Regions from separate parts of the Homo sapiens genome. Here region 1 is linked to region 2. Evidence: read pairs that join two places in POLR2A ChIA-PET (ENCODE). Cell type or tissue: Caco-2. All regions are shown on one strand. Links, peaks and the distances in the headings refer to the core of each region. The heading gives the core; the rest is flanking DNA.

The links. ChIA-PET counts read pairs that join two places held together with the same protein. Peaks named below come from ENCODE experiments on the same cell type or tissue, not always from the same donor. Only the 100,000 strongest peaks of a DNase experiment are listed, where the experiment ranks them.
Region 1: POLR2A ChIA-PET joins it to region 2 with 5 read pairs; 2 of 35 experiments call an interaction of 5 or more read pairs at or near these places.

What each region holds. Positions count from the first base shown.
Region 1 is chr1:227,916,321-227,921,639 of GRCh38, forward strand. It overlaps WNT9A (Wnt family member 9A), which reads right to left. Exons shown (of 4, transcript NM_003395.4): 4 at 2,336-5,319. The coding sequence ends at 5,198. Among named protein-coding and RNA genes, the nearest start is that of MIR5008, 23 kb to the right of the region's middle. RefSeq lists enhancers at 1-254, 3,135-3,998, 3,999-4,861. In Caco-2, for the core only: no CTCF peak of the experiment used is centred there; no DNase peak of the experiment used is centred there.
Region 2 is chr1:228,365,443-228,370,807 of GRCh38, forward strand. OBSCN (obscurin, cytoskeletal calmodulin and titin-interacting RhoGEF) reads left to right here. Exons shown (of 116, transcript NM_001386125.1): 93 at 1-118; 94 at 632-744; 95 at 958-1,126; 96 at 1,366-1,447; 97 at 1,533-1,733; 98 at 2,444-2,504; 99 at 2,897-2,974; 100 at 3,280-3,452; 101 at 3,694-3,720; 102 at 4,500-4,652; 103 at 4,751-4,796; 104 at 5,237-5,314. It overlaps LOC101927401 (a long non-coding RNA gene), which reads right to left and starts at 5,308. Exons shown (of 9, transcript XR_007066915.1): 1 at 5,224-5,308; 2 at 2,754-2,962; 3 at 2,352-2,471; 4 at 1,243-1,420; 5 at 258-337. RefSeq lists enhancers at 2,403-2,971, 2,972-3,539, 4,186-4,752, 4,753-5,318. In Caco-2, for the core only: no CTCF peak of the experiment used is centred there; a DNase peak (open chromatin) is centred at 2,699.

The DNA of each region.
Region 1 (5,319 bases), core at 320-5,319, 450 kb before region 2:
CTACAGCACTCAAGCACATGTGTGCATGCAGAGAGAGACGCATGACACAGACACATGGACATGTGCATGCATGTGCATGTACCCACATGGACACATGCACCTGTGTGCAGAGACACACAACACAGACTCATGGACACATGTATGCACACATATGAATGTAGCTGCATGAATCCAGCCACACATATGCACACATACATGCACTCACACATGTAGACAGATACACGGACCCAGCCATACATACATACGAGACACACACAGACACAGATGCATAGGCCTAGCCATATACATGGATGCATGCAGACACACAAAAGATACACATATGTATGCACATGCATGCACAGACACCAATGCATGGAACCAGCCACATGCACGCAGACACACTCGAGACACACATGCACATACAGACACAAATGCATGGAGTTAGCCACATATATGCATGCACACATGTGGACACATGCACAGACCCAGCCACATGTATGCATGGAGACACATGCACAACACACACACATATGCATGCTCACATGTGGACAACACAAACCCAGCCACACACACATGCATGCTTGCATATAAATGCACACAGACATGTGGACACATACAACACACATGCACACGTACACAATACCTGCAGACACAGATGCACTGACATGCAGACCCACACGAATCCAACCTCACACATACACATGTGCAGATGCAGACCAGACACACAGAGCATCCACCATACACAGGGAACCCTAGCCCACACAACTGGACCCAGGACAAAGGGGGAGGGTTGGCTGTGCACAGTGGCCTGTCCAGCCAGTCCACCCACCAGCGACTTGTCTCCTCAGCAGCCTGGCCCCCGCCTGCCTGTCGCCTGCACCCGGATTGAATTCAGCTATGGTTTCACTGCTGTCACTCAGAAGAATGGTCTCATTCAGGCCACCTGCTCCCTGGCTGGACAGCTCACATCCCCCTCCCGCCTGGGCACAGAGGCCCAAGCCCCTGACCACCCTGCCCTGCACAGGCCTGTCCCTCCAGGCAGAGCTATCCAGTGTGGCTTCACCCGGCAGTGGCCAGAGGCTGAGGGCCAGGGGCCGGCACCAGGAAGCCCCCACCGGCCTCTTAGTAGGAGCTGTGGCCATGGGTCTGGAAAGGAAGCCTGGACTGTTCCCATCAGGGAGATAATCCCACATTCCTCAGTGGGCAGCCCCTCCCTCCCCGGTGCTGTGGTGGGCGTGGACCTGGATGTCTGGGAGGGCACAGACCAGACGCGAGGTGGCAGGAGAGGGGCAGGCAGGGTCTGGAAGGGCGAGTGAGGGGTTTCCTGCAGGGCATGTTGCAGTGGTGGGGGACCCACAATGTGGGCTCAGAAGGGTGATGGAGGTGAGAGGAAGGTGAGGACTGTGGGCTGGGAACTGGCTTCGAGTCAGGGAGGTGAGGGGCTATGCCCAGAAGACCCCACATGCAGGGCAGGGGGATGATGAGGCCCTGCTTGTGACCCAGCAAGAGAGTGAGGGGCCTCCTTCAGCAAGAGGCTGTGGGCAGGAGTGGGATGGAGCTAGGTGTCTGAGAAGACGGGGCTGGACAGGGCTTCCTGTGGCACCCCAGGCTCTCCAGCCTGGACATGGGAAGCACAGAGACTAGGGTCAGCTGGGGCCATACACGCAGCCTGGAGATGCCTGCCCAACAAAGGTGCCAAATGTGGCTGGGAGATGGGGCTTCTCCCCCAGGGTTCCTTCTTAAGTCCTCCTCCTCCCAACGGTCCTCCTCTTCCTCAGGGCTGTCCTCCTCAGGTCCTCCTTCTTCCCAGGGCCCTCCTCCTCCCCAGGTCCTCCTCTTCTTCAGGGCTGTCCTCATCAAGTCCTCCTTCTTCCCAGGGCCCTCCTCCTCTCCAGGGCCCTCCTCTTCCCCAGGGCCCTCCTCCTCCCGAGGGCCCTCCTCTTCCACAGGGTCCTCCTCCTCCCCAAGTCCTCTTCCCAAGGGCCCTTCTCCTCCCCAGGTCCTCCTCTTTCCCCAGGCCCTCCTCCCCAGGGTCCTCCTCCTCTCCAGGGTCCTCCTCCTCCTGAGGGTGCTCCTTCTCCCCAGGGCCCTCCTCCTGTCCAGGTTCCTCCTCCTCCCCAGGGTCCTCCTTCGTGGATACCCCTTCTCCCCAAAACCTCCCCCTTCCTCCTCCTCCCTGGTCCCTCCTCCCAATTTCTCCTCCTTCCCAGGCATACCTCCCCGAGCCCACCTCCTCTCCAACCCTCTTTCTTGTCCTCCTCTTCGCAGAGGCCAACTCCTAGGCCTCCTCCTCAGGCCCTCCTCCTCGTCCCAGGCCTACAGAAGCCCCTGTGAAGGCAGCAGACTGAGATGAGGCTATAATTTAAAATACATTTATTTAATGTTTCCATTTGTTTCTGGTTCTGTGACACAAAGCTGTTAAATAAATACATTCTCCACAGTCCCTCTGGGACGGGCCACACAGATGAGGTAGAGAAATCATTGCACGCACGGAGACTCGGAGCACAGACAGGGCCCCTCCCACCCACCCACACCTGGCCAGAAGCCACCTGGGGGTCCAGGTCCCTCAAGGCAGGGCCTGGTGCAGAGAAGGTGGCTGGGATCCCCTGGCCAAGGAGCGGGCTGAACCCCTCCCAACAGCCCTTTCTCCTCTACTGCCCCTCAGAAGAGAAGCGCATGAAACAGGAGGCTCCGGCTGAGCGGCCTCTTCATCCAGCAAGACATTCGAATATGTATTTGTATAGAAACCAACTAGCTAGCAGACATTTTTGGTCTGCCTTGTTTAAAAAAATAGTTTTCTGAATATTTATGACATAGAGCTAAATGTGGTATTTGATTAAAAATAAAAACCTTCCTCTGACTTGACGCCCTTCATAGACCCAATAGTGACTGAGTGACAGTCTTGTCATGTCATGAGGGTGTGGCCAGCTATGCTGCTCAGGGACCAGTGGATGCGGACACTGCAGAGGGCAGGGGCTACCACCCCCACCCCTTCTAGCCAGGCTTCACCAGACAAAGGACAAACCCAGCGTCTTGCACCCACACTGTGGTACGGGGATGCAGCTGCAGGCACATGTCGGGGTGCTCTCTGAACCACAGGAGAATAAAGGTTCTTATGTACTATAACACAGGGACGGCAGAGACCCACAGCAACATAAATAGGTTTTCTTTTAAAAACACAGACACCCCGGCTTTCTGGAGACCCTTAGGGCTCTGAGACACCTATTCACTCAGTAGTTCCTGTATCCATACCAGCAACCCGCCCAGAACCCAGCCCACAGCCATCAGGACACCCACAAGACGGAGCCCAGGGCGAGAGGCTCTGGGAACCTAAGGCACCGCCATGCCACTGACAGCACAGCACAGCCAAGCTGACCATGCCAGTATACACACACACACACACACACACACACACACACACACAGACCATGCCAGCATGCATTTATACAACACACGCTTACACACATTGACCACGCCAGCACACACGCACTCACAACACTCACAACATACGCACACGTATGCACACTGACCACGCCAGCACACACACTCTCACAACACACACACACACTACACCCTCAAACCAAGCCAGGTCAGTGCAGGTCACCCTGTCCCCAGCACACACAACAGCAGGGCCATAAAGCATGGCGTTCCATGGCCAGATGCGAGCCCAAGACTGCCTCCACCGGCATCTGTCCCAATCTGTCCCCCAGTGACACAAAGCAAGCAGCTTCCTCATGACATGACATGAACCAATCAAAGGGCTGCCCTGCCCCCTCACCATGCCCGCCCCTCTCCACCACCCCCAGCTCGAGAATCTGCACTGAGCTGCCTGGAGGCCGGGCGTCTGCCCACAGGGTGCAGGGCAGGGGCCGCCGGCTGGCCCACCACGTGGCAGTGGCTGGCTGGCATGGGGCTGGGGGAGCTGGCTTCCAGAAGCCCCAAGGGCTGTGGCCAGACGCAGCTCACTGTATTTCCTTAACTACACACATCTATCTCGATTTAGTGGTTTCAAACAACTAAGCAGATCAGAGGCAGGGTTAGGAGGGAATATGTCAGGGACGGAAGGCGGGGCCCTCCCAGACTGGGGCTTGGCCGAGAGCGGGGAGCTGCAGCCGGGGAGGTGGCAGGGATGGAGAAAATAATAATTATTATATTAGTTAAATAATCATAATAATTTAAAAGTCACTGATATTTACTCCAAAGAGAAGTGCTCAACGTCAGAGGTCGGCAGTGTCCCCCCGAGCCTGGGCACCCGCACGGCCGGGCCCTGGGAGTGCAGAACAGGCTGCGTCCTCTTCTAGTGGTTTGAGTCTCTGAAGACAGTGCTGGTGTTGGGGCAGCCTGGGCCAGGCCAGTCCCCAACGGGTGGCCCACACGGAGGCCGCATGGTCACCAAGGTGCACCTGCCACCCATGCCTCAGAGGAGGTGGGGAGGGAAAGCCAATGGACTGGCATGGGGAGCCGCTTCCCAGGGACTGGTGTGTTAGGGATGGGAGAAAGCTCAGAAAGCATTGGTGCAATGCTCTCGGGTCAGAGGGAGGAAGCTGAGGCCCAGGGCACAAGCAGAGAGGTTGCATACGCCAGACCAGAGCCAACCCCCGCCTCTGGGTCCTGGAGAGGGGGAGATACAGGGCTTGGACAGCCAACCCAGAGGACCCCCGGCACCCTGCTCCAGCTGTACGCCCCGACGTGCTAGAAAAGCCTCTCAGTCCTTGCAGGTGTAGACCCCTCATACTGCATGCATGGCCCTCACCCTGCACAGCAGGGTTGGCCAGGCCCGGGGACTCGTCCCTTGCAGGTGTAGACCTTCTCACACCATGTGCAATGCCTGCACTCTGAGCAGCAGGGCTGACTGGGCCCAGGGCCTCAGCCCTTGCAGGTGTACACTCCTCACACCGTGTGCAATGCCTGTGCCATGTGCAGCAGGGCTGACTGGGCCCAGGGATTCAGCCTTGGCAGGTGTAGGCCCATTCATGCTCTGTGCAATGCCTGCACCCCATGCAGCTAGGACTGAGCCCAGGGACTCACCCCACGCTGCTAGGTCTGAGCCCAGGGACTCAGCCCATGCAGGTGTAGACCCATTCACACTGTGTGCAATGCCTGTACCCCACGCAGCTGGGCTGGTCGAGCCCAGGAACTCAGCCTGTGCAGGTGTAGACCCTTCACACCGTGTGCAATGCCTGCACCCTGTGCAGCAGGGCTGGCAGGGCCTGGGAACTCAGCCCTTGCAGGTGTAGACCTCCTCACGCTGCGTGCACTGCCTGCACTCCACATAGCAGCACCAACGCACCTGGCACTGGCAGGGCCTTGTCACCACCCGGCTCTGTGTGTTATGGCCGC
Region 2 (5,365 bases), core at 193-5,192:
GGTGCAGCCTGGCCCGGGGCAGGCACAGGGGAGCTGCTCTGGGACGTCCACAGCCACGTGGTCAGAGAGACCACACAGAGGACCTACACATACCAGGCCATCGACACGCACACCGCACGTACGGGGTTGGGCCCAGCTGGGTTATAAGCGTGATCCCCATGCCCCCTGCCCAGGGCTGGGGGGCATTTGCACATCTGCAAAGGCCTCCCAGCCTGTCCCAGCCCTGCCCCAGCCTGGGACCCCCACATTCTACTCACCGTGTCTCCTCAGAGGGGCCAGAACCCTCCACTGGGGAGAGGCAAGTGGCGGTGAACTTGGTGTCCATAGGACCCTGTCCCTGAGAGCGACAGCTGAGTTAGTGAGCTCCACCGGCCCCACCAACTCCTTCTGATCACCTGGCCAGCTGAGGTCAGAGTGGGAGAGGCAGTGGTTCCATTGAAGGAGTACTCCTAACTGTCAGAAGCCTGGGCGGTCAGGATGGGGTGCTGTCGCTTGGGCTGCGGGGGGTGTTCAGTTGCCCACAGTGTATCTCAGGGTCTCACCAACCATCCAAGCATGGTAGGCTGTGGCTGGCACCCAGGGTTGTGTGGCTGGGGAGGTGGTCTCCACAGTTCCCTCCCTGCCCTCCCAGGGCCCCCATCCATGCAGGTAACCATCGAGGATGTGCAGGCACAGACAGGCGGAACGGCCCAATTCGAGGCTATCATTGAGGGCGACCCACAGCCCTCGGTGACCTGGTACAAGGTAGGCGCGCAGGTCCAAGTGGGTGAGATTCTGGGATGGCCCCAGGAGCTGGGGGGCCCACGGGAGGTGGGTGCAGTCCACACCGTGCACTTCCCCCACATCCCCCCTAGACTGGACACACAGCAGGTGTCGGAAGCACTGCTCAGTGAAGGGTGGGGTGACGGGGTCCCCCAGAGTGGGCTGATAGCAGCCCTGCCGGTCCTGTGCCTCCAGGACAGCGTCCAGCTGGTGGACAGCACCCGGCTTAGCCAGCAGCAAGAAGGCACCACATACTCCCTGGTGCTGAGGCATGTGGCCTCGAAGGATGCCGGCGTTTACACCTGCCTGGCCCAAAACACTGGTGGCCAGGTGCTCTGCAAGGCAGAGCTGCTGGTGCTTGGGGGTGAGTTGGTCTACCCCTCCTGGGCCCCAGGCTCTGCAGCCGGGCTGGCTGGGTACAGGTCTTGGCTCCATGGGGCAACCTCTCTTCCCATGGTGGTACCTGGGTGGGTGTGGTACCTGGGTGAGTGTGGTTCCATAGTCTTGGGTCCATGGAGCAGCTCCCGTCAACACCACAGCATTGGGTTCCATGGGGATCAGGGTGGTCACCTTTGCCCATACCAGCCGCTTCCCACTCCTTAGGGGACAATGAGCCGGACTCAGAGAAGCAAAGCCACCGGAGGAAGCTGCACTCCTTCTATGAGGTCAAGGAGGAGATTGGAAGGTAGCACCCAGCCCCCTTTCCCCTGGACTGCCGGATGGCTCCTTTCCCCAGGCCACCTGGGCTTCCCTCACTCCCTCCTTCCTAGGGGCGTGTTTGGCTTCGTAAAAAGAGTGCAGCACAAAGGAAACAAGATCTTGTGCGCTGCCAAGTTCATCCCCCTACGGAGCAGAACTCGGGCCCAGGCATACAGGGAGCGAGACATCCTGGCCGCGCTGAGCCACCCGCTGGTCACGGGGCTGCTGGACCAGTTTGAGACCCGCAAGACCCTCATCCTCATCCTGGAGCTGTATCCTGCCCTCAGCCCCTGAGACGGCTTGAGGAGGGGCAGGCAGGGCCAGGCCGGGGCTCAGAGGAGCCATGTGCACGGTGTCCCCTGCCTGGCTGGGTGGTGGCGACAGCCACCCAGCCAGGAATTTGGGTGGGGAGGCTTCTGTTCCACGGAGCAGTAACTGGAGTCCCCAGGGGCTACTGGTGGCTAGCTGGCCCTGATGACCTGATGCCCTCAGCAGGGATGGCGGGGGTCCTCTCCCACTCTGTAGATGGCCTCTTAGAGAGAAAGGAGCTGCCTGGCCCGGCTACTCTGGGGCTCACCCCGCCACCCACATGGCCTTGTCTTGGGGGGTCTCCTCTGGTGCTCTTGACAGGGCGTCAGCTGGACACATGGCCCCCTGCCCAAAGTCGGTGTCCTCTTTGCAGGGAGAGGGTGCTGGATGGGCTCTGTACAGAGGGGACAGGATGCCCCCTCCCACCGTGCCACTGCAGTGAGTGGCCTTGGTCCCCAGGGTCAGCCTGCAGCCCCTCCCTCTCCTCAGGGCTGGGTGCCATCTGGGGTTCAGAGGGGTCCCCGCTCCACCCTCCTCAACCCTGAGCATCATCCCCTGCTGCCTCCAGAGATCAGATGTACCCATAGACCTGGCTGCCTCACTGTGAGTGTGGGTTTCTGGGGACAGGCAGGTTTCAGCCTCCCAAGCCTGCTTTTCCTTGATGGGATCCCAGGTGCTCATCCGAGGAGCTGCTGGACCGCCTGTACAGGAAGGGCGTGGTGACGGAGGCCGAGGTGACTGGGCTGCCGCCCGCCACTGCCCCAGCCATGCACCCTGCCCCAGCCCCCGCTCAGACATCCGGTCCCTGCAGATACAGTCCCAGCCACAGCCTTCTCTAGCTCAGGGGCCTCTGGGGCTCCCCAGGGCGTGTTGACCCCTCATTGGGCTCTACACAGCCTGCCACCCCGCCTCACCTGGCCAGCTGACCAGCCCTGCCTGCCCCTCCCCCACTGAGGTTCACAAGTCCATTGTATCCTCCCCACCTTTGAGGGATCTCCTGGCTTAGGGGCACACGGGGCCCAGGAGCGCTTTGCATATCAGCTGCCGAAGCCAGGAGGAGGCTGGGCTTAAAGTGGAGAGGGAGGCTGGGGCTGGGCTCCCGCCTGAATAGCGGCCCTTGCCGCAGGTCAAGGTCTACATCCAGCAGCTGGTGGAGGGGCTGCACTACCTGCACAGCCATGGCGTTCTCCACCTGGACATAAAGGTTCGCATGTCCTCACCCCTGCACCCCAGAGCCTGGGGCCTGCAGGCCAGGTGGGGCAGGCCCACCACTCCCAGTCTGAGAGGACTTGCTTGCCTCCAGGGACAGGGAGCTCACCACCTCTAGGCAGCCCTTTCAGGTGGGGCGTGGCTCTGGTGGAGCAGAGGCTGTCCCCAAATGGCTGCACCGGGTGCTCCCCACTGTCCCACCCTGCCCCCGGGCCTCTGGGTGTCCCCACCAGGCCTATCAGCCCCAGGAGTCACCCCCTTAGGGCACGGCTCTCACCCACTCCCAACTCTCCCCAACAGCCCTCTAACATCCTGATGGTGCATCCTGCCCGGGAAGACATTAAAATCTGCGACTTTGGCTTTGCCCAGAACATCACCCCAGCAGAGCTGCAGTTCAGCCAGTACGGCTCCCCTGAGTTCGTCTCCCCCGAGATCATCCAGCAGAACCCTGTGAGCGAAGCCTCCGACATTTGGTGAGTGGGTGGCTGGGCCAACGGGTCTGGGTCTGCAACTTCTCCGGGAAGCCAGTTCCCACAGATGGCTGGGCCCTCTCCTCTGCCCCGGGGAGGCAGCAGGCAGCCTACTGGTCAGCCAAGGGGTCCTCCCTGAACCTGTCTCCTCCTGCAGCCCTGGGCTCCCCACTTCCCTGTGTGTGTGCCTCTTACCTGACAGCCAGGCCTGGGGTGACACACAGTGTGCGCTTTTGTCTTGCAGGGCCATGGGTGTCATCTCCTACCTCAGGTGAGCAGAGCCCTGCCCCATCAGCTGCCTCCTCCAAAGCTGACATGAGACCCCTCCCTTGTAGGCCCACCGAGGGCATGTGCACTGCTGGCTGCTCCCCATATCAGAAACCTGAGACCCAAGGGGCTACTATCTTGGGAACAGGCGGTCAGCCAACCCTGATAAGAGGTTCCTGCCCGGAGTGTCTCACAAACACCCTGTCATCAGAGGGCTGTGCTGGGTCACGAGGCAGCCAAACCACTGCCCTGCAGGACTGGGGGTTGTCCAGCAGCCGCTCATAACAGCCACTGCTGCCCTGAGGATGATGGTGGTATGGTATAGACTGAGCCTGGACCTCCTCAGCAGGCTGATCCTTAATTCCTAACTCAGGCTGATCTTGATCCCTGCCCCAGACTAAGCCTGGATCCCGATTTCAGACTAAGGCTGGTGCCACCCAGGCTGATTCTAGATGCCTGCCCCAGCCTGAGCCTGGATCCCCATCTTAGACTAAGGCTGGAGCCTACCCAGGCTGACCCTACATCCCTGCCCCAGCCTGAGTCTGGATCCCTACCTCAGACTAAGGCTAGTGCCCACTTAAGCTGACCCTAGATCCCGTCTGCTACTTGAGCCCAGATACTCACCCCAGGCTCAGTCTGGGTCCCTGTTCCAAGCTGAGCCTGGATCTCACTGGGGAAATGAGAGAAACTTGCTGGGATACTCAGAGCTAGATGGGAGTGGGACTAAGAGCCCATCTGCGGTCAGGGCCTCATCTGAGGGCTGGACCCTCCCTCTGTCTTCAGCCTGACCTGCTCATCCCCATTTGCCGGCGAGAGTGACCGTGCCACCCTCCTGAACGTCCTGGAGGGGCGCGTGTCATGGAGCAGCCCCATGGCTGCCCACCTCAGCGAAGACGCCAAAGACTTCATCAAGGCTACGCTGCAGAGAGCCCCTCAGTGAGTGCACCCCCAGGCTTCTCCTGCCCGGGGCCAGTCAGCCCTGCCCCGGGGGCAGCTGACCACCTGGCCCCTCCTGAGCCTTCCTCTCCCTGTAGGGCCCGGCCTAGTGCGGCCCAGTGCCTCTCCCACCCCTGGTTCCTGGTGAGTATCAGGGTCAGCCCCACACTATGCAGGGGGAGCCTGAGGCCAACAGGGGCAGGGCCTCTGGGCAACAGGGCATGTGAGCACAGAACTGTGGCTGTGGCCCGACCTCTGCCCAGCCCAGAGGACGTTTGTCCCTGTGCGTTAGTGAGAGGGCTGTGGGAACCTCAGGCTGGAACCACATTTCAGTGCCCCAGCCCCCAACCCCCAGCAGGAGGCAGGGAGAACTGCAAGGAGCTCAGGGACAGGGGGTCGCTGTCACCTCTGACCTCTGGCCTTTGCCATCTGCCCCACCTGGACATCTTGGGTGAGGGCTGTGGTGTCCTGGATCCAGGGAATCCCAGGGCTGGGGCTGCCCAGAAGGGCTTCCATCATGGGAGGGGCCCCTATCAGGGCACCATGGTCTCCCTGCCATGTGGCTGCCCACCTCGGTCTCCCAGAAATCCATGCCTGCGGAGGAGGCCCACTTCATCAACACCAAGCAGCTCAAGTTCCTCCTGGCCCGAAGTCGCTGGCAGGTGAGCCGTGACCATCTGAGTAGGGACCAGTGAAGGGGAAACTGAGGCCCC